Regions from separate parts of the Homo sapiens genome. Here all the other regions are linked to region 3. Evidence: chromatin loops called from intact Hi-C (ENCODE). Cell type or tissue: CD4-positive, alpha-beta T cell. All regions are shown on one strand. Each heading gives the region's core, and the rest is flanking DNA. Links, peaks and the distances in the headings are about the cores only.

The links. Hi-C counts contacts between places; a loop is a spot of excess contacts. Peaks named below come from ENCODE experiments on the same cell type or tissue, not always from the same donor. Only the 100,000 strongest peaks of a DNase experiment are listed, where the experiment ranks them.
Region 1: it touches region 3 in a loop (4-fold over the local background); 7 of 110 quality-filtered maps call a loop at or near these places.
Region 2: it touches region 3 in a loop (12-fold over the local background); 16 of 110 quality-filtered maps call a loop at or near these places.

What each region holds. Positions count from the first base shown.
Region 1 is chr13:99,953,642-99,964,569 of GRCh38, reverse strand. It overlaps ZIC5 (Zic family zinc finger 5), which reads left to right. Exons shown (of 2, transcript NM_033132.5): 2 at 1-1,606. It overlaps CLYBL-AS3 (CLYBL antisense RNA 3), which reads left to right and starts at 7,405. Exons shown (of 5, transcript NR_120421.1): 1 at 7,405-7,487. RefSeq lists enhancers at 6,375-7,349, 7,350-8,325. In CD4-positive, alpha-beta T cell, for the core only: no CTCF peak of the experiment used is centred there; a DNase peak (open chromatin) is centred at 4,469; H3K4me3 peaks cover 384 bases; H3K27me3 peaks cover 4,502 bases.
Region 2 is chr13:100,538,253-100,548,180 of GRCh38, reverse strand. All of the region lies in intron 2 of GGACT (gamma-glutamylamine cyclotransferase), which reads left to right. It also overlaps the pseudogene RPS26P47. Among named protein-coding and RNA genes, the nearest start is that of GGACT, 46 kb to the left of the region's middle. RefSeq lists enhancers at 134-811, 812-1,490, 2,239-2,961, 2,962-3,685, 5,116-5,295. In CD4-positive, alpha-beta T cell, for the core only: a CTCF peak has its summit at 5,192; a DNase peak (open chromatin) is centred at 5,210.
Region 3 is chr13:99,651,225-99,662,152 of GRCh38, reverse strand. All of the region lies in intron 1 of CLYBL (citramalyl-CoA lyase), which reads right to left. Among named protein-coding and RNA genes, the nearest start is that of MIR4306, 14 kb to the right of the region's middle. RefSeq lists enhancers at 1-750, 2,395-2,910, 3,791-3,840, 3,851-3,940, 5,841-7,040. In CD4-positive, alpha-beta T cell, for the core only: CTCF peaks have their summits at 3,315, 5,661 and 5,861 (motif pointing left); DNase peaks (open chromatin) are centred at 3,372, 4,132, 5,242, 5,832 and 1 weaker place; H3K4me3 peaks cover 2,899 bases; H3K27ac peaks cover 2,499 bases.

The sequences.
Region 1 (10,928 bases), core at 2,117-7,116, 300 kb before region 3:
AAGACAACTGTGAAACTGTGATATTTTATAAAATAGAAGAAATTCAAGTGCTTTCTTTTTCCTATATGTTTTTTTTTTTTTATCTGAATTCTCAGATACTGCCTCCTAACTGTGTCCAAACTTCTTGTGTAATAAAGAGATTCTGTTTTCGATCCTAAGTTCTTTGGGATGCCAACATTCACAGTCAAGTCTTGAGGAGGTGTGATGATGGCATCATGCCTATTTTTTTGGAAAGCTGTTGTTTTTAAAACAGGCCAACACCTCTTTTATACTGTTGTATCAGCCTTTTAAAAAGTCTATTTTTCAATGCCTGAAACTGCATTTTAATGCATTTTCTTCCACCTGAGCACTGAGCACACCAAACTGGAATCCATTTGAAAATGACAGTGTGTGAAGTGTATGATTTACATTAAAAGAGGGGAGGGAGTTGCCATACATATTAAAAATTTTTAAAAGGTTTATAGTTACCACCAAACACTGATGAATGTGTGACCTTTGCCAGAGCTGTCAAGCTAGGATAAAAAAGGTCAAGGACCTAGGACAATAACTCTTAGTCGATTTATTTTCGGTTGGTACAACACATCTCCTGTGCAAAATGTAGTCCATCAGAAACATCCTACAGATACACTAAAGAGCACTAATTTATCCTTAGAGACCCCGAAGACACCCCCTCCCCAGGGTTTGTAGAAATTTGTTTTGTGTGCTGTGAGTGGTTGATGTAGTCTTGTCATTGTTAATAACTTGTATGTGAACACTATTATTTGTACAGTTGAATTAATTTATTTTCAGACATCATCCTTTTTTTTTTTCTTTCCTGGAAGAGTTCAAAGCACACCAAAGAATTATATTATACATTTTGGTGAAAGATTGTCATTTATGATCCATGGTTTATTTAAAAAAAAAAGGAAAGAAAATGGAAAAATATATTTTTAAGCTTACTTGAATGAACAACGTAATGTGAAAACCAAGACTCTTCCTGCATGTCTTTTTTGCATTGTGTTGATAAGATTATATATAGTTTATAGATATATTATATTACTAGTACAGTGCATGGTGCTGTCACTTGGAAAGCCTTTCAATGTTGTCTTCAGATTGTTGTGATGAATATGAAACATGCAGACCCTCCTTTATAAAGAAAAAGACCTTAAAACTTGAATATGAGATAATTTTACATTTTAAAAGTTTATTTGATTTTCATATTATTCACTTTCAAAGCCCTTTCAAATAGAAAAGGTATGAACTTTTGGGGGGATAATTTATGTATCGTAAACTTATTAGAACAAAATATTCCTGATGTATAATGAGTTGTTTTATTTATACAACTTTTTCAATGGTAGTTTGCACTATTCTTTATTATGCTACAGGTTTATTTATTATGAAACAAAGGAATATGTATTTTATGTATTTTACCATGCATAGGTTAACTCTTTGCCACAGATTTATTGGTTCTTGATACACCTAAAATAAAAAAAAATGTGTACCTCCAATAGAGAGCAAGCAAGAATGATTATGAAGTAACAAATTTAATAAAGGTATTCTTGTTATTATTGCTTATGTTTTACATAATGGCATATCTCTCATACAAATAGAACAGGTTGCTAATGGAGTGAATGTCTTCCCTTGGTCTCTTGATTTCTCAGCCTCTCCCCAAGCAATACAATATTTTTGCAGCCTGGTTTAACTTAACAACTTACAAGCTTATCTAGGAAACACAGATATTTATGAAGACTAAGCCTTGCAGGTTATACTTACAGTAGCATAAATCTTTTGGGTTACTGCATTTATTTGTTAAAATAAGTAATATCCTGATTGATTCTAATCAGTGAAAAGCCAAAAAGTGAATTTTAGCATTTCTTTGGTGCCCAGCCTCCAAAAGGAAAAAAAAGAATAAAGAAAATGTGGAGGAAGGGACGGTGAGGCTTCTAGACAAAAAGAAGGTGAAAGCAAAATCAGTCAGGGGCTGAGATAGGTATTGAATGAAATTGAGTAGTGGGCATCAAATGCCTCTTATGGCGTGGGAGATCAAGATGCAATTTTACTGTAGTTTGTTCTGGAAGTTGAGTGGCTATTGGTAATTTAAGCTCAGCATTTTGGGCCAGGTGTGTTGAACAATTAGATTCTTGCATGGCAGCAAAATATTCAAGTGGCTTAAATGCAGGTGTTTGGCTATGCACATTTACAAGGCTGGATGTTTGCTTGTGTTTTTGTTAGCAGATACAAAACTGATAAAAGTCAGATAGTTAAAAGCAACTGCTAGTAATGTCAATAAGCATTTCTCTGAAAGGTTATAGTGGCTTTTAAAAGTCAGGTTTGTTAAATGTAGTAAAGGTGAAACAGGTTGCAAAGAGTTGTTTTAACTCAGATGACAATAACCAGCACACGAAGGAGAAAAACACTCATAAATGAGGGCCCCAATCAATGGGAAAACTTATAGCTCTCTAATGAAGTTTCTTGTGAAAAGAAGGGTGACACAAAGCCACCAAGACATGAATCATTCATGGGAAATATAAAAGATAAAAGATATCTGACAATGAGCAGAACCTTGTATAGAGTGTATAAAACAAGTTTCCCCTTCTTATTTTCTGCTTTAAAACGCACAATCTCCCACTCCCAGCATTCTCTGTCCAGTCTATAGAGTTAAAATTGACCACTGCTCGTACTGCGCCACTTCAAAGTAATTTAGTCCAGAACGGAAGGCTTGGCGCTCGGACAATCTTCATGGTGTGTTAAGATTTCTATGGCAATTGGCAAGCAAGACGTTCCCATCTGAATATGTCTCAAAGAAAGCCACTTATTGACACTAAGTTGGCTATCATCAAAGACTTCATCTTCCCTAGGCAAAACGTGGCCCTTGCAAATACTGTTTAAATCATCTACCTTTGTTTTGCAGGCTAGGAGAATCTTCAAACACACAATTATTTGAAATTTATGTATATATATTTTCCCCATTCAGGATGCTCTTGGTAAAGCTAATGGTCCTAAAATCTAAACTCCATAGAGTTTGAGGGTGGGAATTATATTCTCTTAAGGAGTTGGAGATGGCCACACAAGCATCATAACACTGGGGACAGGAAAAGAGGAGGCCCAACTATCTGCAAACATGTTACACTCTCATAAGTGATCTCTTCCACTTTGGGGAAGGTTTTGGAGACCATTGTGGTTTTACCCACCCAGTAATCTATCATCTGTCATCTCTCTGTCTGTCTATGAAATGGGACAAGAGGTGCTGGCCACTAGTATTTTTAAATCCCAGTTGGGTTAGGAAATCCAGCTCCTGGGGAGGGGGCAGGGGAGACATCTGGTTTCTCAAGTGATCACCTTAAGCCAGCAGAAAAGAAGGCTGATCACAAGGCAAACAAAACAACCCAGCCGCTTATTATTAATGGCACTTTCATCCCCTCACATCACTCCTGGCCTGCCAGTCCACCCACAGTGTAGCAAAACAGGATGCCCAGCCACGGAAGCCTTCCAGGTCTGGAGGCACAGGCAGGCCGGCAGGGGACCCTAGGTGAAACTGCCCTGGGGACCCCAGTACACTTCCCCTCTGTAGACAAAAACTCAGCCCTACACCCACGCACTCCCCGAGCACACATTAACATACACTGCAAGTGCCTAATCAGGCAGGGAGAAGTTCAAAGCCATGTTTTTTTTCTTTTGGAAATTCAAACTACTGCTTCTATGGTCCATCCACGCGGAGCGTCAGGATCGCTGTGGCAGTGGGCAGGGCCAGGGGAGTCGCCGGCAGAGGGGCCACTGTGATTCGAGACAGTCGATGAGACACAGCTGCAGTGACCTTTTTACTTTCATGCCAAGTTACTTCAGTCCACTTGCACCTCATCAGAAATTTTATATATATATACACATATATACACATATATATACACATATATATACATATATACACATATACATATATATACACATATATACATATATATACATATATACACATATATACATATATATACATATATACACACATATATACATATATATATACACATATATACATATATATATATATTCAGCGTTTAAGATTCTTCCATAGAACCTCCTAGCTTGAGAGAAAGGGGAGAGAAAGAATGAAGAAAGGAGGATAGGAGCGGAGGAGAGTCGGGGTGGGGAGTGGGTGATGTTCGAAGGGTGGGGGAGAGGGGCAGGGGCGCCAGAGCCCCAGCTCCTCTTCCTTCCCTCCCCACCTAAGTACTTTTATTTGCAGAGCGATTGTTCTTTGTTTATTTAATACAAGTACTGTGTGAATGGTGAAAAATAAACACGATGAAAAATAACCAAACAGATGATTCCTCCGAGTGAAAAAGCCCGGACTTAATAAAAGTGCGAAGCAGTCACCGCTGAATGAGAAACCCTTTGAAGTGGAACTTATTATAGGAGGAATACTTTGGGGTTGCCTTAACGACGCCGCTGAATCGAAAGCGCTCGCCTTTGTCAGCGATTTGTTCTCCTTTGCTGGGGTGCCCAGAGAAATTACTTACATGGGCTGCCTTAACATGCAGCCTGCAAATCAGTAACTTTGCAGCTCAGACTCGCAGACGCCACTCGGCTGCGGACAAAAAGAGTCAGGGGGGAAACGCACCAACCTTTCACGCCGAGGCTCTGGGGCTGGGGGCGCACGGGCGTGTTGGGGTCGGCAGATAAGAAGTTGTATTACAACGCCCCCCCTCGTCCAGGCTTCCCTCTTCTTCCCTCTGCACCCCCTCGCCAGTCCGGGCTGGGGCTCTGCGGGCCCGGACTCCGCTCGGTGGCAGCGGAGGCCCGGCTCCTCCAGGGCCCACCGGCGAGGGGCGCTCTAGGGCGCGCGGCCGGGCGCGGGACTTTCCCAGCAGCTCGGGCCATATTTAATAAGGGTCGTTCATCACCGAGGCGCTTTGAAGGGTCGCCTCCAGCCCTGTGCCCATTAGAAAGGCGGAGGTGACATTTAAACTCCGTTTTCAAGGATCGCGGGGGGATTTCATTGAAAAGGCAACTCGTTTGTCTTATGAGCCTGGAAACAACCCCCTTCTCGCTCCTTTTGACCACATGGCATAACTCAAAAACAATAGTTCAAAAGTGAAATGGCATCGTGGTGTTCATTCGGAGACAGGCCCCCATCTAGCACCAGAGAAAAGGGGTAGTCCGCAAGACAATGTGCTTTTTGTGTCCGACTCTGTCACAAGGATTGTGTTGTTTGCTTTGGAGGCTGCGCCTGTTATACTTTCCTGAAAGTGCTTGTGTTAAACAAGAGTTATAAGTCATCCAAAACAACAAACATTTTGATTTTCTTTGCCTAAAGGGCTTTCCCTGGCTATGGGCACCGTGAAAAAATAATGTCCTTGCTGAGAAAGGAACACCAGTAGTAGCATTACAAGCGGGCGCATTAAATATTGAATGACACGGGAAAAAGAGCTTGTCGAGGGGCACTCAGCCTTAAAGTCTTTCTTCAACTTTGTCTTCGGTGGCTGCTGGACTATTTAAGATGGTATTAATTAAGGCAGCTTCGGATGCTGCCCAGCCGGCCGGCCCCTCGGCCGCGCTCGGTCAATGGGCCTGTGCCCCCGCGCTCTGCTCACGCGTTGGCTGAGCCGAGTGCAAATGTCACTTCTCATTTGGAGGCTGAAGAGAAGTGCCCATCCTACATTAAGGGCAGCAGGGATGCAGTCAGCAGCAGGCGTTAAAGGAATACGAGGGACTGCGGTGAGGGGAGGGAAGGCGGGAACAAAATGGGAACAGCTGCCCGGGGCGGGGTCGAGAGAGTGCCCCAAGCACAGCTTTTGGCACATTTTGGAGAGCGCCGCTGGCAAACCGGGGCCAAGCGGGACTCGCTGGGTTGGAAGACCCCCTCTCTTTCGTCGTTCCTGCGTGGGGAAAATGAAAACTCTAGCTCTGCACAAATCCATTAGGCAGGCTGGCGGGGCGTTATTTTACAAAGGGACTCGCTTCTACAAAGAAAGACAAAAGCTTGGTGCAAACAGGCGTCTTGACTGACTTCCACCTCTCCCTACGGTCCCCTTCACAGATCACAAACAAATAAAGCCCAAAGGACCTCAGCCAAGGATCTCCAGATCCAATTTTACAGATGGCGAAACTGAGACCTCAAGCAAGACTCAAATTGATTTTTGTCAATATTCCCCGAAGTCAGAGGTTGAGACCCTCTTTGAGACCAAAGATCCAGGCGGGAGTGGAGTTCTCTTTAAAGTCGCCAACAACCACGCCAAAATGTCCCTTTCCCCTGCCCCCCATTGCAAGTGTTTGATTCAAAGTCAAATGGAAATTGGTTTCAGCAGTTGAAAATTCCTAACATAAAAAAAGGAATGAAGCTTACTGCCAACTGACTGTGGCATAAATGAAATGCATGCTCTGAGAAACTCTGTTAACTATCAGTTCTTGATGAAGAGAGACAAGATTTGGCTGGGCAGAGGGGGCAGGGCATCCCGGCAGATTGATTTCTGCAGCCAGAAGCCCAACAGGCGCCCCCGTCTCCCTATGTGGCGTTTCACCTGGATGTGGGCCTTCTCTTTTACCACACGACCCCTTGTAGGTGGGGGGAGATGCAGTAAAATGCCCTCCCCACCCCCACCCCCGTGTGTGTGTGTGTGTGTGTGTGTGTGTGTGTGTGTGTGTGTGTGGTTAGCACCCTTAGCTTTTGATCCATTTGCAATGTCTGATTCTCCATCTTAAAATGTGTCCATTCAGGGCTCCCTCTGGCCTTTTGGATAAGGGGCGGGTCATGTTTCCACCAAGAGCCATGTTGCAGGAGAACTAGTCCCTACCCTTCCTGCAGAGACTGGAATCTGAGCGCAATGGGTGGCCGGAGAGCTCGCATTCAGACAGCCCTGAGATGCGGGCCTGGGGCCCTACGCCCCATTGGCAGCTGGAGGCGTCGCTCTGGGGCCAAGGAACGCCTGGCCGGGTCAGGACGCGGGCAGAGGTGGGCGGTGGGGCAGCGAGAGAGGGCCGCGCCAGAGCAGCCCACTCCCGCACAGCCTAGGACTGGAGTTCCCAGGCCCAACCGCCTACCTGAGTGATCTGTTTTGCACATCTTTCCTCATTCCTCTTCTCTGCTGTCCCTACCTCCTCTACTTTTTTGCATGAACAGGGCCCAGGCCAGGATAACGGATGCAGAAAGATGGCCTTTTGGCCCGGAACGCACTCTCTCTCGTACGCATACACCCACCTCCCTACCACCCCCCCCACACACACGCTCACGCGCAATTCAACCCCCCCAGCCCAGCCCCAGCCAGTGCACTGGGCACACGCTCGGGATCCAGGCACCTTGCCAAGAGCTCGCGAGCACCCTGCGTGGCACACTGGTTGGAGTTCCTGCACGAAGTGGCGGGGGTGGAGTGAGGAGGGAGGGGTGGGCGGCGGTGCACGCCGCCGACTGCTGGCGGTGAGCACAAGTTCAGTGCTCAACTTCCCGCTCTTAACGAGACCCGGGATCCCTTTGGAGAGGCCCTCGGGAGCTGGCGACAGGGCTGGGAGTGGCGTGGGTAAGCTGGCCGGCGCGGGGCGCGGGCGGCGGGGCACAAGGGCGCTACAAGAAGAGGGCGCGAGGGTGCCCGCGGCCAGCCGGGCGCTCCGAGAAGTCAGCGCGAGCAGCTGTGACTTCACCTATTAGCCCCGATGTCTTTCCGAGGAGCCTGGTGGAGTTAAACAGCCCACAATGGGCGCTCTGGGGCGCCTCCAGCCTGACCTCCACCCGGGTTTAATAGTTTCATAGGAACTTCATTAAATCAATTACTTAGTGAGCACATCATCATTTATTTGTAATTAGCAGCGAGGAGCGCGTTCTCTCCCCCAGCCCGCGGCCCGGGTCCCAGCGGGGTTGACTAGTTGTGCAAGCACTTTTGTTTGCTCGAGTGTTGACTCCCGGCATTATTCGGCCCGGGTAATCTTTACGTCTCAATCTAGTATTCAGGGGGCGAAAGGAAAACAAACAGGGCGCAGGCCGGAGGCCAGCCCTTTGGTCCCAGCCGTCCCAGAACTCGGCCCTCGCTGGGCGTGCAGGGCGCACCTCTGCGGCCCCGGCTCCTCCCGGGAGGAATAGGCGAGAGCGCCACCGGGGCAGAGGGGCAGGAGCCAGCCCGGAGGGTCCAGAAGGAAAGTGGCGAAGGAAGAGGCGATGAAGGAGAGAAAGGAGAAAACCAGCAGCAGGAGCTCTGGGCCTGCAAAACGAGCACAAAAGGGGAACGTCCAGGCTCGCGCACGTGTGCGGGCGGCATTGGAGGGGGAATGCGCGTTGTGCGTGTGTGCAAGTGTATGTCCATGTGTGCATGTGTGTGTGCGCGCGCAGGAAGTGCGTGAAATCACATCCATTTCAGCTGCCCACGGCTGGGCGGAGAGGGGAGTGGGAGCAGGAGGTGCCGGCCTGGCGTGCGCGGAGGCAGCTCTCTGGGTGTCCGAGCTGCAAAAGTGCTTTAATTGGGGGGCTGCAGCCCCGGGCGCAGCTCCACTGCGGCCCACAAATTACGAGCGAGTGGTTAGCGAGGAGCGGGGAGTTGCTGAAAGCCGGGCCAGAACCTGCGCGTGCGGAGCGGCACGAGTAATGGCTCCGCAAGGAGTCGTGATTCCTTTCGAGTGTAATCATCTTTCCCCACACGCCGCAGCGCCGGCCAAATCTCGTTTACATCCAAGGAGTTGCGGCTAGCCGGGCCAGAAACGTGGGCGACACGCCCCTGCGTCCTTGCCCCGGCCCCGATTTCCGCTCCAAGCTGGAAGTCCTTCCAGCATAGGAAACGCTCAACTTCTGGGGCTATCCCAGCTCAGGAAATGGAGGAGGGCGGGGAGGCGAGGGGTCATTGATGAGCCGGCCTGGGTTCCCCCAGGAGCAGGAGAGTGTGAACAACTGTGAGGCGAGGAAAGGCCGTGGGGAAAAACGCTCCTCCAGAGGGCTTCCAGAAGAAACAGTGGCTCCTGGGGATCCTTGAGGTCAGTCTCTTAGACTCCCTGGGGCTGTGAGCTTCTGAGGACCGGGTCCTGAGTTTCTACCTTGGTTCTGGCGGCCAGGCCTGGCTGATCGGGGTCAATACTTGCAGGTAGGGAATGTGCGAAGGCGGTGGTTGCCTTGTGGATTTTCTAACCAGTGGTTTCAGTACAGATCGAATCAGTGTCTGGAGTGTTTGTTCTCTGGTGGGACTGAAGAGGGTTCTGTGGCCCTGTGGTGAGACAGGGTCCGTCCTGGAGCGGGGGTGGGGAGGCAGAGGGCTGGGGTGTGGCCCCCAGGCCTCTCTGGACAGCCCCAGACCTGGAGGCCGCTGGCTATGGCTGTGTCTGGGCGTACACCTGCGCGAGGGCGGTTGTACTCCCGGGAGTGGGAGCTTAGCTTGCTGGGGAGCCTGTCGCGAGCTCTCCTGAGGCCCCCAGTCTGGGGAGCCAACGCCGCCACAGTGCTCTGGGCTCTCAGGAGGGTGTCCTAAGCCTGCAGCTGTCTCACTCCCCCAGTCTTCTTGCTTCCACCTTTCCTCAGGTCTCACCATCAGACACCCATTCTGTTCCTCTCCCTAGCCTCCTTTTCTCAAAGTTGACTCCCGGGTCATTTGGCCTCTACCCCAGGGTCCTAGGTATCCTTTGCTTGCAGGACACAAGGATGAGAGAGGCAGGAGCAGCTAGGATCCTGTTTGAAAATAGGCTTTCTTGGCCTCGCGCGGTGGCTCACGCCTGTAATCCCAGCCCTTTGGGAAGCTGAGGCGGGAGGATCGCTTGAGGTCAGCACCAGCTTGGGCAACATGGTGAAACCCCATCTGTACAAACTATACAAAAATTAGCTGGGCCTGGTGGTGTGCGCCTGTCATTCCAGCTACTTGGGAGGCTGAGGCAGAAGAATCGTTTGAGCTAGGGAGGCGGAGGTTGCAGTGAGCGGAGATGGTGCCACTGCACTCCAGCCTGGGCGATAGGGCAAGACTCAGCCTAAAAAAAAAAAAGGTTTCCCTTCAGCCCCCGTCCCCAGCATGACAGAGCTCCCTGAGCTGCCCAGCTGCTGCTCACCCCGCCATGGTCTGAGAGTCTGGGTCAGCCTGAAAAACAGGAAATTGATCCGGATAAGGACCATCAACCAGCCGGTCAACAATCTGGGAGAAGCACCTTTTAAAATATAAAAAGTGGTTTGTAACTTTGCATACTCCTGTTCCCCCATCCCCAGTGAGTCTGTGCTGAAGAAGTTACAATGGTCAGGCTTCAGGAAGAATTACCAGGAAAAGGAAATCTTAAAGCATAAAGCCAAGTATGATTTTCTTAAAAATACCTGGGAGCCTAACATGATAAACACAAATACTCCTTTGAGTCTGTTGTGCACATTTCTGCTCCAGTGTACAGAATACTTGTGCATGTTAAATATATATTGATCAGACAGGTGCACACACACACACACACACACACACACACACACACAATTATAGCATGTCTAAATCCCACCTTGGAAATTATCAGACCTAGCCAAATTTAGGACAGTGTTGAAGGAAGCAAGACTGAGAAAAGCTACAATGAAAATAAAATTGAAATATTCACCCATGACTTGTCTCTCTACTCCTCCCCTCTCTCCCAGCTCCTACACCATTTAATAAAATAGCATCGTTTAGAGAAAGGAAGGCACGTCAGGAGACATTTTATGAGCTGGCAGAGAATTTGTTGAAGTGGTTGATTTAGAAAATCTGGATACTGACTGCGAAGTTTTCTTAGTGATATTCATATTATGCCTCTTTCTTCCCAATCCAAGTCCTAATAGCTTTTAAGTCATATCTGACTAGGTTCTGTTTATTAATCAGGCTCTGTTCTGATTCTGCCTTTATTGGGGTGCAGGCTCCTTGGCAGTCCCACCTGAGGTCCTCCTTGGATCAGTGGGAGCCCCGTGCTGTGTTCCTTGTGCCCTTTCAGGAGAACTCCCCATGCAGGGCGTATGGGACCCTTCCAGGGTCCTTGCCACTGGACTCATCAGT
Region 2 (9,928 bases), core at 2,893-7,892, 890 kb before region 3:
TCCCAGGCCTCCCTTGCCTTCTGCCGGAGTTGAAACAATCCAGACCTTTGGGAGCACACAAGGTAGACGAGAAGTTGCCTGCCATCAGCCAGACCTGGGTGTCCTATTTAACAAGTGGAGAGCGGGCTGGGACAAGCCACAGATTCTTGGCTTTTCCCGGCTGCCCGGGGTTTTGCTGCCCCAGGCAGAATAAACATATTTTGAGCAACTGCCAGCGTGTGATTGCTGCACCGTCTTCCAGCAGGCCTGGAAAAATACTCTAAAAGGCAAACCGTTTGCTGTGTTTCTTCGTGGGAACTCACTGCTTAGTCAACAGCTGGTGTGCATGGGGCCTGGGTGGGCAGAGAAGGCCCTGGTCTCCACCCCAGTGCCCAGGCCTGCAGGGATTACGGCCATCTCATGCCTCTGGGCCTGCTCGACCTTGACCCTGCTGCCAAGAGATGTCTCGTTCTTGTCCTGTTTTATTGAATGTCTCCAGAAAGCAAGTGAGTGTAAGGGAAGCCAGCACAAATCTGTAGAAATGCTTTGGACAGACTTGGGTACTTGTGGAAACCCTAAAGAAAAGATGAGGAGCTTCAGCTTCTGATTCGGGGCTATGAAGCCTGCTGAGCTCCGACAAGAACGCACACGAGTGACAGTAAGCGCAGACCAGGCCTGCGCGGGGCCTGCCTGCCTCCCGTGAGCTCATTCAGTCTTGTTTTTAGATTACCTTTTTTGAGGTATAATTTACATACAACAAAATCCACAGATTAAGTGCACAGATAGGTCAATGATTTTGACAAATGTATCCCCCATGGAACCGCTGCCCAATCAGTATAAGGAGCATTTCCATCTCCCCAGAGGGCCCTGTGTCTGCGGCAGCAAGTACCCCACCCCCTCTGGTCTGGGTGCTGTCCCGGGAGGTGAGTTTTGCAGGTTCATTGTCAGTGGCTGTGATGGGGGCTGATTACATCCCGCCTGGCTACTCTGCACGTCCTGCTTCTGCCCTGCTCCCGGGCCTGGTCTGAGGGTCTGGAGACCTGGTTGTCTTGTGGGAAGGAAGAGGTGGCAGAGCCGGCACTGAATCCAGGGCCTATGAATGTGCCCCCAGGGCTATGTTTGAACCTGTAGGGTTTGAGAGACAAGGAGAACTTGAAGGATTCCCAACAGCCTGAAGGCCCATCGTGCCTCTTTGGGAATCTGGGCTGAGTGGGATGGCCCCTTGGCTTCCTGCAGTATTTATGAAGTGCCTACTGCATGCGCCGGGCCGTGCCAGATGACGTAGGGGGGTGAAAGGAAGAGAAGGCGAGACCTCGCCCTCGAGGAGCTGTGGTTTAGAGGCATGAGGATGGGCCATGCGACTCCCTTGCTCGAAAAGCAAGAAAAGGTGCAGTCGAGAGACCTAGAAGAGGCGGCAGCCCTTTCCTCTGCTGACTCGCAGCTCAGCCTCGCAACTTGGCATGGAGGGTTTTAGTTGTTAAAAACTAAACATTATTTTATTACATATTCCATATTTGTTATTATTTATTCAGAGACAGGGTCTCACTCTGAGGCCCATGCTGCAGTGGTGAGATCATGGCTTATTGTGGCCTTGACTTCCTGGGCTCAAGCGATCCCCCCACCTCAGCCTCCCAAAATGCTGGGATTACAGGCATGAGCCACCGCACCCAGTCTATTTCCTTATTACAAAATTCTCAGCATGGAGTTTTTCATTCATCTTTATGTTTATGTTGTACAATATCAGTTTTAAGTTTCAGTGCATTTAACTCGTGGAATCACAGAAATGACAGTTTTCATAACTTACACATGCGTATTTCTTTTTTTTTTTTTTTTTTTTTTTGAGACAGAGTCTTGCCCTGTCGCCCAGGCTGGAGTGCAGTGGCGCCATCTCGGCTTACTGCAAGCTCCGCCTACCGGGTTCACGCCATTCCCCTGCCTCAGCCTCCCGAGTAGCTGGGACTATAGGCGCCCGCCACCATGCCCGGCTAATTTTTTTTGTATTTTTAGTAGAGATGCGGTTTCACCATGTTAGCTAGGATAGTCTCGATCTCCTGTCCTCGTGATCCACCCGCCTCGGCCTCCCAAAGTGCTGGCATTACAGGCGTGAGCCACTGTGCCCGGCCATCTATTTCATTCTTATCAGAAAGTTAACTGAGCTGTTTTTCACCTCTTGAGGTGCACATATTCTATCAACACTGTCTGCCTTCACCTACTGATGATGGAGGAAAAGAGGGGGAAAGGCACTCTGGGTGGCCCAGCAGGTTGCCCTGGCTTTCTGTGTCATTTTCCGAGTATGTGGTTGGCTGACGCATGTGTAGGAAGGGACATGATGGGGCCTTTGGTGTCTGAATTCTCCGAACCCTTACTTCCTTCTGTAGGGGGAACAGGTTCTGCTTGCAATGGGAAGTGCAGCAGCTCACCCAAGCTTCACCCTAATGCCAGAAAGCCCCACACCCTGGGTCTACCACGATCCCACACTCCTGGGCTCTCCACTCACAGGAGTGCTGTGTTATTCCAGCAGGCTTCGCTTTGCTTACAAAATACAAAGACAAAATCGGGAATTTCAGGATAGTGGCAGCTTCTGAGTGCCAGTTCCATGGCACATGCCAGGCAGGCAGGCAGCCCAGGGTGTGCTTAATAAACCCTGAGGGCACCTTCTAGATTCAGGAGGCCACGGCAGATGTGACTGGAGCCTGGTATGAGGGCAGCCCAGGCCACTGGCTGCCTGGGGCCCTGGAGTGCTTGGGGGCAGTGAGGGGGTGCCCTCCTCCAGGGGCCCTGGGACGTGGAGGTCAGGAAGGAGGTCAGGAAGGGACGTGAAGGCTCTGCTGCCCTTGCCTGGGTCGCCTTGTGTGTGAGTCACTTCACCTCTGCCCCAGCTTCCCCATCTGCAAAAGGGGGGAGAAGCTGGGAGTGAAGCGGCCTCACCATGTGGTTTGGAGCACCAGGTGAAGAATGTAAGTAAAGCACTTGGCATGGGGTGGGCATGGAGTCAGGGCTCTCCCTTGGGGGTGGCGTTGATCCCCCGTGAGCCACAGGTAGGTCCGGCAAGTGGAGCCAGGTTCCTGAGGCCGTGCCTGCAGGTTGGCCCTGTGTGACGAGGTTGACGGCATCTCCAGTGTTGGGCCGCTGGCCGCCTGCCCAGCATGTGTTCCTGGCTCTGCCTCCTGCTGCCGCCTCCGCTGCGCCTTCTGAGTGTCACACCAGGAGGCAGCAGGGGCTGGCAGCACCTCCGCTCCTGCTGCCGTGCCTGGAATTTGGGGCCATGGCCCTGGCCGGTTCTCCATCCTGCCTGTTTGCATAGAGCTCGTTCCCTGGCCTGGCATCTTGGGATTTTCCAGTGATTCCTTTCCATACTTGAAGCAGACATGGGGATGCAGGGGATGGTCATGTCTGCGTTGTTGGTCACTGAACATTTTAAAGGTGGCAACACAATTGCCTTTAAAGTGATATGGCATGAAAAAAATCGTTATTTATATTTGGCATGGCCAAAGAGTAAAAACTCAAGGGATGGTTGCTGAGGAGCATTCAGGAGGCCTGGGGTGGCATCAGGGACCAAGTGTCCGTTTGATTTCACAGACCCGTAAGTGTTCAGTGTCTTGAGCGAACTGTGAAGAGGAGACCCTGGCCTCTGATTTCAAAGGCGCCAGCGTTTTACCGGGGCCGGTGCAGATAATGGAAGAAAGGTGTTTTGCCAGGGACTTTTCCGGGGTATGCAGTGGGGCTGGTGAGGGGTCTGCCTTAGCAGGAAGCCCTTGCCTTTGCTGTAAAGAAACTAGCAAGCGACAAAACGAAAGCATCAAAGAGCCAACAGGATGCGGCCCGAGCCCTCCCTGGCACGTTGCCCCGAGCCGCGCGGGGAAGAGTGACCTTAGGGCCCGCCTCGCGCACACAGGCCAGGCACAGGTTGAAAGTTCAAGGCATTTTGTTTTTTCACCTGTTTCCTACAGTTCTAAGAAACTTCTGAAGAATTAATGTGTAACTATATCAGACACTCGGCGTTTTCTCCAGGGAAAATAATGTTACAGTGGGGGAGGGAGGGGAAGTGGCTACTTGATGAGACACAAGAAGGTTTCCATAAAGTAAGAAAAACCCTCTCTAGGGGAAACGTGCACAACATCGCATGTGACTCTTACTCCATCTCCACCATGTAGAATGGCTGCGTTTGCTCAGGGCTGGCACAGTGTGGGGCTGCTGGTGGTCACAGAAGGACTAGAGCAGCAGTTGGTGTCCTTGAAACCAGTGTACAGCCGTGATCACCATGCCCTTCGTGAGTCTGGTGGGCCCAGGATCTGCTGGGGCCAATTTTGACACGAGGTATTGAATGACAAAAGCAAATTAATGCAGCAAATGTAAAGATAGAGATAAGCTCTTTGCCATGCCACCTTCTGGACCAGGAGTTTATGATTCTGATACTATTTCTCCCTGGCCAGTGGCAGAGCCCCTCTGGCAGGGGCCTGAGCTTCATGCTACCCAAGTCTAAATCATTTTACTTTTTTCTAACAAAGTCTTAACTTGCCAACTGGCAGTATGCATTGTTACTGGCTTGATATATCATGTGGAGAAAACAGATGCTTTGACATGATGACATACAGATTTTACTAACATTTCCTCCTGTCATGAAATTTTCATATAAAGATGAATATTTTCTTGAGGCACCATTTATAAAGGTGGTTTTTATGTTAGAAGCTGGTGTTGGCCAGGCGTGCTGGCTCATGCCTGCAATCTAGCACTTTGGGAGGCCGAGGTGGGCGGATCACAAGGTCAAGAGTTTGAGACCAGCCTGGCCAATATGGTGAAACCCCATCTCTACTAAAAATACAAAAATTAGCCAGGCGTGGTGGTGGGCACCTATAGTCCCAGCTACTCAGGAGGCTGAGGCAGGAGAACTGCTTGAACCTGGGAGGCGGAGGTTGCAGTGAGCCGAGATCGCGCCACTGCACTCCAGCCTGGGTGACAGAGCGACACTCCGTCTCAAAAAAAAAAAAAAAAAAAAAAAAAAAAGCTGGTGTCTTTTTAAAATCCTTTTGTAAATTAGTTTAAGAAGAGTTAAACACTAGCCCTTTCCTTGTTCGGTTCACCTGGTCTGCGTATGCATGCTTTTAAACGTGTACCAGGCATATGAAGTGGTTGTGATTTGTAAACTATCATCATAAACTCTTAAATCCTGCCTTTTACACTCTTGCCACCAGGTGGCTAAGAAAAAAGAAATCAAGAAAAAAATCTAACAGTTATGCAAAGGACTCGTAATCACTTTCAAGTTCTGCTTCAGTGGTGAAATATGAAACTATAGACGGACTGCGTTTCAAGAAGGAGAACTGCTGAATAAGTGACAGGCATTTCAGGCAGCGCCCGACCAGATGGACAGCTCATGAGTCTTCTTATTTTCTCAAATATTGGCAATGGGAAACCAGATTTTGCTGATCTAAAGCTTTTGGAGACTCTCTGAGCCTGTTCCACCTCCATGCTGTCCCCTGGATGCCGCTATTGTCCGGACCAGTTAGCTTTGGGACAGAGGTTCAGCTTTGGCCTCTTGGATTTCCAGAGTGGAGGATGCCTGAATCCTGACCACAGCAGCAGGCCGCCCTTATCCTTAACACATCAGCATCAGGGAACGACATCTGCAGAGATGTTCAGTGCCCTCAGAATTGGCTCTAGGAACCCAAAGTAAAATTCTCCAAACTGATGTTAAGGTCTCATGCATGTCATTCTTTGATTCTGTGTATTAACAGTAAGATGCTATGAGGAAATCCGTGCACGAGGGATGACAGCGTGGCAGGCTGGAACACGCTTTTTAGATTTACTTTCGTGGACTGGATCTGTTAAGAGTAAGGCCAGCGTCCTAGGGCACAAACCGTGCTCTCCCCAACGTTTCCACAGCGTCATGAAGGACGATCTTGTCCCATGAAACAAACCCTACCCGTCTTCTTGCTGGGGGGGTCAGCGGCTGCTCTGCTTCTCCTGTGCACCCGGGGTTGCTCTTCAGTTCTCTAACTTAGTAAGTTGGACTGGCAGCCTCTTGGTTGTACACCATTTTATTCTTGATTCGCTTTTCTGATTCAAAGTGAACCTGAGTGCCTTAATCCTCTAAGGGGAATTAATTGCTTGTTTCAGTGCTTAACTCTGATCCTGGCTCAGTCCCCATGGGGACAAGTTTCTTCCTGTTAGGATCTGTGTGTGTTGTTCAAAACACAATCAGAAAGGTAATGAAGTTTTTCTTATGACAGAAGCCAGAAATGCAGGCTATTTTCTTTTCTATTGCATAAGTAGTGTTCTCAAACTAACTTTATGTTATGAAGGATGCTATTGAACTCAATACATAAAATGTAGAAAATTTTAGTTGGTCATTCTAGCAGGCTGGATTATTTCCTAGAAATGAAGGTTAACTTTTATTGCCTGGTTTTATTTTACAGAAATAAGCTATCATCTTCTGCAGAAGACAATTACTGAACTGATTTTCCAGAGTTGGAATTAACCTTCTGTGGCCTAATCACCTTCATTTCTACGTAATATCACCCTCCCAAGCATTTTTCTTGGTTTTGGAAAATCATTAAGGCCACAACCACTACTCGATATGCCTGATGCCCTCTCCCACTTATAATGTGTTCATTTTTATTTTTGAGAAGACTATAGCTAGTAGATATTTCTAGAAGATGTTGATAAAGGATGGAGTTAAGTGGAGACCTGAGGAGGGAGCAGGGATAAGGAAGGGCCAAGGGGAAGAGGGAATTCACATTCATCAGGTGCTCATGCCTGCACAGTCGGCAGTCAGTGGAGGGTAACTCTTTGGGGTAAATAGGAGGAAATGGAAGCTCAAGAACTTGAAATCACTTGCCCAAAGTCCCACAGGTGCTCAGGGATGGAGGCAGGAACTCAAGTCAGGCCTGTTATGGCACAGTGGATTGTTTGATACTTGCCCTGCACTCTGTCCCTAAATGCCCATCTACAGAATTCTGAGGTTGCCTTTCCTGATGCTGGCCCTGCAAGGGCTGGGCTCACACTGTGTCTGATGCAGCAGGGCTGACTTGGGGGCAATTACTTCACATTAAGGTAGAGACCAAGAGAAATACTTGTTTTAATCTGGAAAAACTCAGATGGCTTGCCTACAGCCGTTTCTTACCATTACTCATTAAACCAAGCCCTTACATTTTATCTGAGACCCTGACTCTAACCCTGTGCCATGGAAAAACAAACAAACAAACAAAAAACTAGCATGGTGAGAGGGGGCAGGGTTGAAGACACAGTAACATGTGGCTCTCAGAAGGTGGCATCCCCTTCTGCAGTGGCAGTGTCACCCCTCCCAGCCCGGCCCAGGGGCCTGGTGCACCCAAAGAGGAGCCCGACATTTTCTCAGCCAGAATGAATCACAGGCACATTCTGCTGCGGTTCTGAGAGGCATCTGGCCAGTGTTATAGACTTTTCATGTGTCCTGTTGGTTGTGATCCTCACAGCAGCCCTTGGAGATGGGCTGAACATGAGAGACAAGGAACAAGAGTACAAGGAGATAAGAAGCTCAAAAAACAACAAACAAAACCCAAAGCTAGCAGAAGGAAAGGAACAGTAATGATTAGAGCAGAGATAAACAAAAAGAGAATTTTAAACAACAGAGAAAATCAGTTAAACCAAGAGTTGGCTGTTTGAGAAGACTAACAAAATTGACAGACCTTTAACTTAAATAAAAAGAGAGAAAAGATCTAAATAACTAAAACCAGAAATGGACGAGAAAACATCACGTCCTACAGAACAACACATCTTGCAGAAATAAAAAGGCCAAGAGAATATTATGAACAATTATGCCAACAAATTGTCTAACCTAGATGAAATGGACAAATTCCTAGAAAGACACAACCTACTGAGACTGAACAGACCTACAACTAGTAAAGAGACTGAAGCAGCAGTCAAAAATCTCCCCCAAAAGAAAAGCCCACTCTCTCTCCGGTCCGTGCCTCCAAGATGACAAAGAAAAGAAGGAACAATGGTCGTGCCAAAAAGGGCCGCGGCCACGTGCAGCCTATTCGCTGCACTAACTGTGCCCGATGCGTGCCCAAGGACAACGCCATTAAGAAATTCGTCATTCGAAACATAGTGGAGGCCGCAGCAGTCAGGGACATTTCTGAAGCGAGCGTCTTCGATGCCTATGTGCTTCCCAAGCTGTATGTGAAGCTACATTACTGTGTGAGTTGTGCAATTCACAGCAAAGTAGTCAGGAATCGATCTCGTGAAGCCCGCAAGGACCGAACACCCCCACCTCGATTTAGACCTGCGGGTGCTGCCCCACGTCCCCCACCAAAGCCCATGTAAGGAGCTGAGTTCTTAAAGACTGAAGACAGGCTATTCTCTGGAGAAAAATAAAATGGAAATTGTACTTAAAAAAAAAAAAAAAAAAGCCCAGGACCAGATGGCTTCACTGGTAAATTCTACCAAACATTTACAGAATTCACACCAGTCCTCCTGAAACTCTTCTAAAGAATGAAGAAGAAGGAACATTTCAGTGTTGAGCATCACCCTGATACTAAGGCCAAAGACACTCCAAGAAAGAAAACTACAGACTAATATTCTTGATGAAGATCGATGCCAAAATCCTAAACAACACACTAGCAAACAGAATTCAACAACACATTAAAAGGATTATATGCAATGGCCAAGTGGGATTTATTCCTGGAATGCAAGGATGTTTCAATATAAGAAAATCAATCAATGTAATACACTACATTAACAGAATGAAGGAAAAAACACACAATCACTTCAATTGATACAGAAAAAGCATTTGACAAGATTCAACACAACTTCATGATTTAAAAACAGTCAACAAAGGAACAGAAGGAAATTACCTCAACATCATAAAGGCAGTATATGAAAAGCCCACAGCTAACATGATACTCAGTGATGCCAGAATGAAAGCTTTTCTTCTGAGATCAGGAACAAGAAAAGGATGCTGCTTTCATCAGTTCTGTTGAACATAGTTCTGGGAGTCCTAGCTGGAGCAATCAGGCAAGAAAAAGAAATTTAAAAGGCATCCAAGTCAGAGGTAAGAAGTAAAATTAACTCTATTTGTAAACAATATGGTCCTGTATAGAAAATGTAAACATTTCACCTTAAAACTTTTAGAACTAATAAGCAAATTCAGTGAAGTTGCAGGAGACAAAATTCACACAAATAATTATTGCATTTTTATACACTAACAATAAGCAATCTGAAAAGACAAACTATTCCATTTATGATAGCATCAAAAAGAATAAAATACTTAGGAATAAACTTAACCAAGCAGGCAAGATGTGTACACTGAAAAGTACAACACATTGCTGAAAGCAATTAAAGAGGACATAAATAAATGGAAAGACATCCCATGTTCATGGATTGGAAGACAATATTGTTCAGATGTCAATATTTCCTAAAGTGATCTACAGATTAATGCAGTCCTTTAATGCAGAAAGAGGAAAACCCAATCCAAAAATGTATATGGAAATATCAAAGGACCTTAAATAGACAATGTGATCTTGGAAAAGAACAATGTTGGAGGTCTCATACTTCCTGACTTCAAAACTTATCATAAAGTTACTGTAATCAAAATAGCATAGAACAGGAATTCCTCCTTATCTGTGGTTTTGCTTTCCGTGGTTATTGTTTAATGGGTACAAAGTTTCAGTTTTGCAAGATGAAAAGGTTCTGGAGACCTTTTTCACAACTCAAATATACTTAACACTACTGAACTGAACACTTGAAAATAGTTATGATAAATTTTATGTTATGTGTATTTTATCACAATTTTTAAAACTCCACAAATTAAAAAACAGGAAATACAGAGAAGGATTTGGTTTATCAGATAAAATTTAAAACAAGTAGGGAACAAAAAGCATAGGGAAGTGTAGGGTGCTTTGCAAACCATCTCTGCCATTGCAGAGCCTGAGTCCTCCACCATACTTGACAGGGTCACCTCCCTTGGGCCTTG
Region 3 (10,928 bases), core at 2,832-7,831:
AAGTAAACCTCTTTAAAGGGACAAAATAGCAAGGAAAGGTCAGGGAGCCAAGGGGGTCAACAAAGTCCTTCTTCCAATTTGGGGTCATTCTTCCCTCCAGCACTGATTGGTCTCCCAATAAATTCCACATTAGCTCCTCCCTTCAGCTGCGGCAGAAACACTTGAACTGCCTTCTCTCTTCACAAAAGTTTAGTTTGCTGATTGGGCCTGAAACAAAGGGATGACAGCAGGGGCACAATTTATAAGGGGGCAGGGGAGGCTGACAGGCTATTGTGCTCTGGAGGCATCCACAAGCTGTTAATTCTATTTTAACATCGTTAATAAGACTGTTAACACATCAGACTTTGTTTAGAGACCTTGAAAACATCAACAAACTATCAAATGACCCACCTGAAATAAAATAGCAACCACTTTGGAAGCATCAAAATCATACTTTAAAAAAAATCCTTAAAACAGTAAGACTAAAGAAAGGAAAAAGGAAATCTATTTCCGTAACAAAGACCCCAAATTCTTATGTTTAATATACTTGGAGCATCCTTATTATTACTCTGATTATATCATCTTCAACCTATGGGTTTTCAAAATAAAAAAGTTATATTAAAATGGAATCACTTCCATGTGCATATGCAAAAAGGGATAAAAAAATAAATATACAGGTTTAAAAAGACATTTAGAGTGAATAACTCGTCTGACAGAATAACAACAGTTAATTTTGCAACAGAATAGAAAAATGTTTTGATCTCAGTTTTTCAAGAAGTAGGAAAACAATCTGTTACAAAAAAGAAGCTGTTTGATTGTACCCTCATGTCTAACTAAAAAAACTAGAGTAACTACAGTAAGAGTAAAAAGTTCTAATTCATGGTTTAAGGGAATTACAATTTTCTGGAAATTCTTCTACTTTTTTTTCTCTTTTACTTTGCTTTGCTTTAGGGATTAAGACTATTCAAAGTAAAGAGTATTATGCTTAAAATTAAGGAGACCAAATAACTTGGTAATCAACATTTAACAATCAATATTGTTAAAGAAGAAATTATTTTGTTTGAATTTTTCGGTGTAAATGTGTTTTGTCAAAAATTTTTTTCAATTAAAATAGCATATTTTTAATGGGATGGTCTACTAAAATCACTAAAATTGACACTTAACTATTTTTTCATTTAAAGTGAAAAACCCAAAATATATTGCAAGAAATTTGTAGCAACATTTTTTAAAAACAATTTTTTTGGACACTGCATCTGAAATCTAATGATGGAAAAAATCGGAAGCATTCTAGATGTGACTTCAAGTACTGATTTTTCAACACACTGCAACACACATTTCCACATGTTAATTTTAAATATCCTTGCCTGTGATTGAAAGAAACAATTATTCAATACTCTTACAAGTACTGGTAAGGAAAATTTTAAAACCATGAGAAATTACAATAGAATCAAATTATGTAGACGGGATACATAGCTTTTAGAACAGAGCAAAGAATTCTAGGGAATATTTAAATATGTTGAGTCCTTTGAGTGTGGCTGTTTGTTGGTGGCCATTGGTGGGTTAGAATTGGGGGAGTTAGTGAATCAAAGACTAGAGAGACTATTCGCAAACACAGACGTTAATATGAGAACACAGGAGTATAAACTTAATGGGTAGATGCAGGGGCAACTCTAAATGCATCCCTGCATTGAACACAATACAGAGATTGTGTTCTCAACAGGTCAAAGGACCAATGAGCAAACGCTGGTACAAGGCTTGGGGACTTGGGGCAACAGAGTCCATGAAAGCATCAATCACCACACGTTTTTAAAAGTGGAAACCGAGGCAGTTACCCTGAAGGATGACCGACAGAGGAATAATATTTGGCTACCACTGTTCAATTGCCTTTCCCAAACACAATGCTTTGCTTGTTTCTCCGGCTTCCTGCAATCTTTCATGTTTTAGATACACACATTTCAATCCAAGTATTTCAGTTGCCATAACAACTTCATAAATTTGTTCTCAGATGTCCTTTTTAATCACATCATTTAAAACAAGCTGGATGTGTCGCTGGAGTGCCTCAATTTATTCCATTCGCACCTAGCTCCTAAGGAGTCTGGTATTTGTTTCTTTTTCTCTAAGAAGCTCAAACACCTGAAAATAACATCGCTATCTCCTCTCTGTCTCCACAGGCAAGGGAAGTTTTTTTAAAAATGCGTGTGTGGCCTTATTATTAAGTTTTTTAAATCCAGGTGATATTATGCCCAGAAATCGCCCCCTGGTTCACAGAAGAGAGACTGCTAACGCCACCCAGGTCTGTACAGGAGGCCCCTGCCCAGAGAATGCTGCTTTATTTCCACATATCAATTATTTATGCCGCCAAACAGGTTTTTGATAGAATCCTAGTGGTTTTAATTGGCTTCTGGTGACTATTACTATATAATACCTTTAAAATATCATCTACCTTATGATGGGAAAATAAAACTATGCCAATATGTAAGTTTCAACGGCATGCATTAATTTTTAAACTACTCCCGGATGTTTTAGGATTTCCTGCCAATAAAGAATAGGGCATAGTATTCCTGGCATCATTAAATAAATGACTTTTGCCAACATCAACAAGCAAACAATAGAAAACAGGACTCCACCAACAAATGAAAAGGGGGTGTCAAAAAATTCAAGCCTGGCTTTTTGCATATGTAGTGAAACTGAAGGCACTTCCCCAGCAAGTATTGAAATGCACAGATAAGAACACAAAAGGCCTTGAAGTGGTTTGAAGGGTCGCAATTTGCTATTAAACACAGCAGATGGAAACCTGTGAAAGCCCACTTAACGGAACTTTTGAATGCTCCTGTGTGAAATCAAGAGTCATGCACAAGTTAGGGCAATCACTGATTCTACAGTTTTTTAAATTGCACTCTCAGTTTGTTAGAGGAGAAATACACACACACACGCATATATATACATATATATATATACACACACACACACATAGCTTAGAGGATGATTTAGAAGAGGAATACTAATCCCCTCTCTGTCAGAAATTAAAATGCAAGGGTGAATAGCATGCAACTAAGTACCAGCAAAGAGTAAATATTGGTTATGTTTAGGAAAGAGCATAAAAACAGATGTGATATAAAGTTAGACCTTTCACTTCAAAAAATACTAAGCAACTAGTTCTTTGCCCCTGGGGGAAAAATCTCTTTTAATTATGTAAAAAGTGAAGAGACGGTAGTAGGATTCTTTACCTTTGAATACTAAATTAGGAAACAGCAGCATCAAAGGCAGGCTTGATCTGTTTTGCCTGAAAAATTAATAGGCTTTACAAGTCCTTTGCAATGGAGTCTAGGATTGCATAAAAAAAGAGGCTCTGGTGACACCAACAGTCCCAGGAACAAAATGCAGCTGTGGAGGCGGGTTGGGGGTTGGGAGAGGGTTTTTGTTGTTTGGTTTTGGGGGATTTTTTTTACTTTTCTTTAATCAAAATGGATAAACCCGGCTGCCGAAACTCCGCAGAGAACCTGCTCTGCCCGAGGCTTCCTCCCCACCCCACCTCCTTGTTCCTGTCCACACCCCGCCCCGCTGCCTGTGGCCGAGGCCTGTCGCCGGGCTGGAGGGCCTAGCTACCCCAACTCCGCGGTTTCAAAGCGCAGAGAGTTGAAAGGAGGGGAGGCCGGCGTGGGGGAGAGGGACACAGGAGGAAAGGCCTCAGTCAGAGTCCCCGGCAGCCTCGGGGTTTCGCGATGGTTCCCTCCTGGTCCCTCCTGGAAGTGGGAGGCGGACCCTGCGCTTTGCAGCAGAAACTTTCTGGGAGCCTGGAAGACTTGTCACCCAGTCCGCGGTCTCTCCAGCAGTGGGAGGAGCGCTGAAGGTGGTGATTACTATCGACAAACCTAAAATTCTTTCTCTTGAGAGCTCCCACACTATTCACCCCGAGTGGGCCTGCGGATGAAGCTGCTGGTGCCAAAAAGGGTAGGAGGGGGCGCCATGGCAGTCCCCTGCCGGCGGCCCCTTATGAAACCGGGCCGGTTGCTCTGCAGAGCGCACGCAGGCGGCCTTCTGCTCGCACATCGAACTGGCATCCTCGTCTTTTGTCCATGACGTCCCTGTGCCCCACTGCTGCAGCCGAGAGGGACCGCGGCACCAGCGGGCAGGGAGGGCTGGCGCGCCCCGCCAGGTCAATAGCAGGAAACTCCGAAGGCAGGGCGAGGAAGGCACGGGCTTGGGTTCTGCCCCGGACTGCGAGGAAACATGGAGACTCAGGGCGAGCAGCTCCTAAGGAAGCCGACTTGGCTTCTGTTCCTGGGAAAAGCGGATCAAGAAACTCGCTGAAGACCACTATTTACAGATGAGCCACAGCAGAGCTGCTTAATTCACTCAATAACAAACCTTAATTGCTCAAAACAAAGCAGCTAAGTCTCTTTAGAGTGCTTCAAAGGCCCTTCACATTGTAACTTGCAGTATAAAATGTATGCAATATTTCCAAAAAAGAAAAAAAATTCAGAATCAAGGATAAAGTTAGAACTTTACCTTAATCTTCTTTTAAAGAGTTTTTTTCCCCATCTCCCCCTCTAATTAGGTCAAAATTTAGATGTTATTATGATCTAACTACAATCTGTTTATTTTACTGCCTTTTTAAAAGAAAAGAGACATTTGTGCCTTAATCCTAAAAAGCCCCAAATCTGAATTTAAAAGAATAACATTATTGGACAATTATATGGAAAGTCAAGAAAGATTTTTGAAAGAACTATCAAAAGACAATATTTATATAGAATTCAAGCATTAGCGGTGAGCCTGACACAGCAAAACCATTGTATTTTCCACTAGTTTTGTTTTGCTCTATACAGCTGTGTTTTCACAGATGCAAAGCCATGTGTCTCCACCAAAAGGTTTAGCCCTCCCTTCAGATGTGAATGCGGATCAAAGGTTCAAACGCAGAAATACAAGATCCTTTTCCCTTTGGAACATGTTTTTATTTTTCTGCAGTGGCTGCAAACCAGAATTTCCATCTGTTGTCCTTCTGCAGTATACAGGTTAACCTTAACAGTGGGGCTCGGAGCACTGTTATCTCAGCTAAGAAGTGCACAGATGAAGCACGTCTGCATGTACCATCAGAGCAGCTCCCCAAGATGTCCACGCAGCTAAGACAGAATTGAACCAGGCAGGAGCAGAATCCATTTTAGTTGACATATAGAAATTAATTTTCATTTCTGTGCAACATCAGAACGGATGATGAATTTAAGATGGGGTTTTGCTTTCACACCACATGCACCTTGGTAAAGATAACATCAACCATGATTTCCTGTCTGTCCCTCCTCCTTCCTAGAGCCAGCAGTATGCAATAAGACATTTTGCATTTGAATCTCAGCTTGCTGAAAATTCTCTAACAACAGAAAATGATTTGATAAAACAACTCATTAATTTTAAGTATCTTACAATTTACCAACCCATAATTTTGAATGGAAATTTTAAAAAAATTTGTTACCTATTAATCCTTTTAATAACTCATCCTCTCAATTTCCATTTCTTTATCAAACATACCCTCAGAGTGACTGAGAGAGAAACAGGTTTCTCTATTACCTACTCTAAACATGGATTTACTGCCATGTAAACATTGGCTTAGGAGAACAGTAAAAATGCGGCAATGCAGCTAACAAGGTGGGAGGCTTTGAAGGTATTTCTGCCAGGTTTTTAAGGTCACTAAATGTTAAGAGAAAAATGAACTAGAGAGGAACATATATATATACCTATCTGTAGACGATCAAGAGAGGTTAGAGGGACAAATGGCGGGATGACAGATACAAAGCTTTGGCTAGTTCATGGGGAGATTTTACAGAAGCCCAAAGTGGAAAGTGCCGTGGACCCGACTGAACACCAATGTGTGAGTGCCATCTAGTGGTCTGCCTAGAACTGCACCCTGGTCTACTCCCTGACAAACACGCCACCCTAAGGTCTGGGGGTTCTCCACCCCATTTCTCCACCGCATCCTGGCTCATTCTATCACTCCCAACCCTTCTATCCGATTACTGTACCTTTTCTGCTCTAATTACAAATAAACTAAAAAGCCAAAAAGCCTCAGAAAACAAAGCAGGAAGAGTGATAATCTCAAAGGTGGGGGTGGGTCTGGAAAAAAGGAAAGTGGCCTCACAGGTCTCCCCGCGAGACTGTCACAGAGCTGTGCAGGAAGGCTTAAAAGGGCTGGCTCCAAGACAATAAGGAATCGTCTTGACCGCACCTGCGAACCAGACTAAATGAAAAGTGCGCCCTGCCGCCTACACATGCCCTCTCTGTCCTCAGTATGTTAACCTTTCTGGGGGGAAATAATTAACTCGATGACTGGGCAATGGTTCACTCATCAATATCTCTTCCTAGGTGCTCTGTAAAGAGTCAAGTCCAATGTGACGTAGGTGGAGCTAGTGTTCATGATGTCAGGCCATCCCTGCCATCTGACTCACGGGCACCCAGACAGGGCCACGTCATCAGCTGACACCAGGTCCCACAAGCAAGGCCCACACAGCTTCCCAGGCTTCAAATACTTGCTCTGATTGTCAGCTTCATGGCAGATCAAGCCACCAATGTGTTATTTAGTGGGATGAAAGAGGACGCCACCCCAGGCTCTGCCAAGCACACCCCCTAGTAGCGCCCCTCCAGCCACCAAGGTGGCAACACAGCCTGGGAGAAAGGCCAGAGCCCACTGACTTGCATTTCTGTCCCAGCAACTAGAGGTTGCTGAGCTGTCTTCATTCCATGAGTCACACCTTTGCATGTGGGCACGTGAAAGAGCATACATCATCTTGCCAGTAACGAAATGCAACACCAGGCCAGGCGCAGTGGCTCACGCCTATAATCCCAGCACTTTGGGAGGCCGAGGCAGACAGATCATCTGAGGTCAGGAGTTCAAGACCAGCCTGGCCAACATGGTAAAACCCCGTCTCTACTAAAAATACAAAAATTAGCCGGGCATGATGGCAGGTGCCTGTAATCCCAGCTACTTGGGAGGTTGAGGCAGGAGAATCACTTGAACCTAGGAAGCAGAGATTGCAGTGAGCCGAGATCACGCCACTGCACTCCACCCTGGATGACACAGCAAGACTCCGTCTAAAAAAAAAAAAAAGAAAGAAATGCAACACCATAGTGCTGGGCCATCACTCCCATGGGTTCTTAGGCCTGGTGGGGAAGGGGGTTCTTCTTCTGATAGATCAGCCACTGCACAGAAAGAATGGACTTCGGAGCGCGATCTCGGCTCACTGCAACCTCTGCCTCCCGGGTTCAAGCAATTCTCCTGCCTCAGCCTCCCTAGTAGCTGGGACTACAGGCGCCCGCCACCATGCCCAGCTAATTTTTTGTATTTTTAGTAGAGACAGGGTTTCACCGTGTTAGCCAGGATGGTCTAGATCTCCTGACCTCGTGATCAGCCCGCCTCAGCCTCCCAGAGTGTTGGGATTACAGGCGTGAGCCACGGCATCCGGCCTGACATTTTAGTTTTGTTAAAATGCTACTGAATCTAAAGACTGTGACTTACCTTTCATCTGGCACATTACTGGCTTTGAGGTTGGAGGCTATGTGCTCTGCCCACCTTCATTTTCACCCAATACCCTGTACACAACAATCAAGTAATATGTAGATGATGGGATTGCTTTGGAGACCTTGATAGTGAGTGAAACTATGGTGAAATGGAAGCAGCATAATATGCTGGGAAAGAGAAGACTTGGGAGAAGAAGATTTGGGTTGGAGCAGCCCACCCTACCGCACTGGGGCTTGGGATGAGGGTACGGAGGAGGACACGAGCCCCAGCCAGCCCCTCCTCTTTGCCCCATATGTGTGGGACATGCCAGCCTGCACATCCAAGCTCCTGGCCTCACTCCCCACTGCCAGCCCAGCCTCAGCTACCCCTCAGGTCTGGGGTGCAAATGCTGCTACTCCACTCTCTAGGATGGACCCAGGGAGAGGTCCATGGATGCCCAGCTAAGGAAAACATTTCCCAGCCTCTCCTGCATCTGAGTGTATTCATGGGTCAAAGTTCTGATTGATGGGATGTGGTCAGGGTGAGCAGAAATATAGTGTCCCCATAAAGGAAGGCATGTGTCCCCCTACCCCACGTGGTGGGAGCAAACCAAGCAGCCGCCTTGGGGAAGATGTGTGCCATGTGCTGAGGTTGGCAGAACCATAGCTAAAGGAGCCTGAGACCTCACTGAGCCATCGTTATCAGCCCTGCACCACCTAACCATGTTTCAAGTGAGGGGGGAAGAAATTATCCTTGATAAAGTCATTGTATTTGAAGATCTTTTGGCCATAACACCCAAATCTGTATCCTCACTTATATCCTAGTTATGGATGAGTTGAATGAAAATGGGCATGTCCAGCCCATCATACCCAGCATATCACCCTTGAATCAATTGAAATTTGAGCAGGAGAAGGAACAAGTGAACCAAAACCACACTGTCAGCGTCCTGGGAGATCTGGACAATTATGAGACTCAAAAGTGGAGGAGAAGGTTAATAACTGGCCAGGATGAAAAAAAAAGAAAAAGCTAGAGAACAAATGAGAAGCCAAGAAAAGGAGAAAAAAGTCCCAGTAGCTTCTCATGTGGTGTGTCTGAATTTCCAAACAGATGCACGTAATTAAGTAGGTTTATTTAAACATGAAAGATCACTATTTCTTTGGATCATCATAAGGCTGGTGAACAAGCACCATGATCTTTGGATGAGTAGAGGGAGGCAGAGACCCCTGCCAGGAGTTACAGGTGAGTTGCTAGGAATGGAGGTCTGGAACCTAAGTGTGCTGGGTGCTCCCCCTTATATACAGGACTTTTTTTTTTTTGGCCGGTCCTCCTTGTCCCCAGGCTAACAGCCTCATGACACAGATTCCTTAGCAGTGGCCTGCTGCTTATTCCTGCTCTTTAAAAAATAGTACATCCATCATGATACTCCCATTCTGAAACATCCACAGGTGCTCCTAGTGCTTAGAAAACAACATCTGAAGTCTTTGCCTAGAATTCAAGGCTGTCTACAACTGGACCCAAACACCCTTCCAACCTCACTCTCCACCACTCCCCTCTACAAACCCTTGCCCTTCAGATTGGCTTGTCTTTTCCCAACAAACAGTATACATTCCTGCCTCCTGTGATTTTCCTCAGGTAGCCCCACCTCCCCCAGGGCCATGCCCTGCTACCACACACGTGCAAAGCCCACTTGTCGTCATGGGAGTGTTATTTACCGCCACCAGCTCATCTGCTTTTAGGGTGTGTCTCCCCAGCTCATGACTGCAACTCTTCCCAACTTTGTGTCAGTCATACAAGGTGGCCAGCACAGCCCTTCCACTTGGGAGAAGGGCATCCATTGTTTTGATTTGATTGATTCTTAAGAAGCAATAAGCTTCAGTAGCATCCTCACCTCCGACACCCAGGCGAGAGCCTGCCTGTTATGTGGAGGCCTCTGAGTGGCTTCTCCCTGAGTATGGAGGTGAAAGAGGCCACGACACCACTTGCCATTTGGGTAGCATTGCTGGAACATTCGGGACCCTTTCGCACCTCATCCATCCATGGCTACTCTGGATCCTGCACCCACAGGTCCTACTTTTGGCAAATCAATGCTGGCTAGCAGGGGCTATAGTGTTATCCCTTCCCAGGATATCTGCTTTTTATTTTTTTAATTGAGATAGGGTCTCACTATATTGCCCAGGCTGGTCTCAAACTCCTGAGTGCAAGTGATCCACCCGCTTCAGCCTCCCAAAGTGCTGGGATTACAGGTGTGAGCCATGTCTGGCCAATATCTGTATTTTAATGGACAACTTCCCTGCTTGCTCAGAACACTTGGCAAATCACACCAGACAGGCCAGTTGGGGCACTGGAGCACTGGAAATGGAAGGTTTAGTCCTGTGGTGAACAGTCACTGGCTGTTGACTATCCCAAAACACACTTCACCCCCTGAGGAACTTGCCTCATCCTACCCACAGCTGACAGTGTGCTGGGATTATCATCAAGGAGCCCAGCTCTCCCAGAGCCAAAGGGTGGGCCCTATTAGCCCAGTTGGACACTCCCTCCCTGGAGCCTGCATCCTGAGCAGAGTTACAGACTGAGCACCCTGGCAGCACACTGTTCTCGTGGCTGAGCAGGGACACAATGGAGAAGGATTCATGTCGGCATGCCTACAGTTGCTTTCCACCGACGGTGTGAATGTGTCCATATCCTTCCAGGAAAACCCCCTCTTGCCAAAGCCAGATGTGGTGTCTGTTGCTTACAACCAAGAATCTTTTTTTCCCCCCAAGATGGAGTCTTGCTTTGTCGCCCAGGCTGGAGTGCAATGGCATGATCTCGGCTCACTGCAACCTCTGCCTCCCGAGTTCAAGCAATTCTCCTGCCTCAGCCTCCCAAGTAGCTGGGATTACAGGCACGTGCCACCAGGCCTGGCTAATTTTTTTGTATTTTTAGTAGAGACGGGGTTTCACCATGTTGGCCAGGCTGGTCTCAAACTCCTGACCTCATGATCCACCCACCTCTCCCTCCCAAAGTGTTGGGATTACAGGCGTGAGCCACTGCACCTGGCCACAACCAAGAATCTTAACTGATGGAAAGCCACAACCCAGAATTCCATTTCACTCAAAAAATATTTATTCAATTCTTTTTTGAGACGGGGTCTCGCTGTGTCACCCAGGCTGGAGTGCAGTGGTGTGATCTTGGCTCACTACAACCTCCGTCTCCTGGGTTCAAGCGATTCTCCCACCTCAGCCTCCCAAGTAGCTGGGATTACAGGCATGCGCCACTACGCCCAGCTAATTTTTGTATTTTTAGCAGAGATGGGGTTTAGCCATGTTGGCCAGTCTAGTCTAGAACTCCTGACGTCAGGCCACTCGCCTTGGCTTCCCCAAGTGCTGGGATTACAGGCGTGAGCCACCTCACCTGGCCTATTTATTCAGTTCTTGTCATGTGCTTGGCACCAAGACAGATGCTGGGCCTGCAATCAGGTACCAGC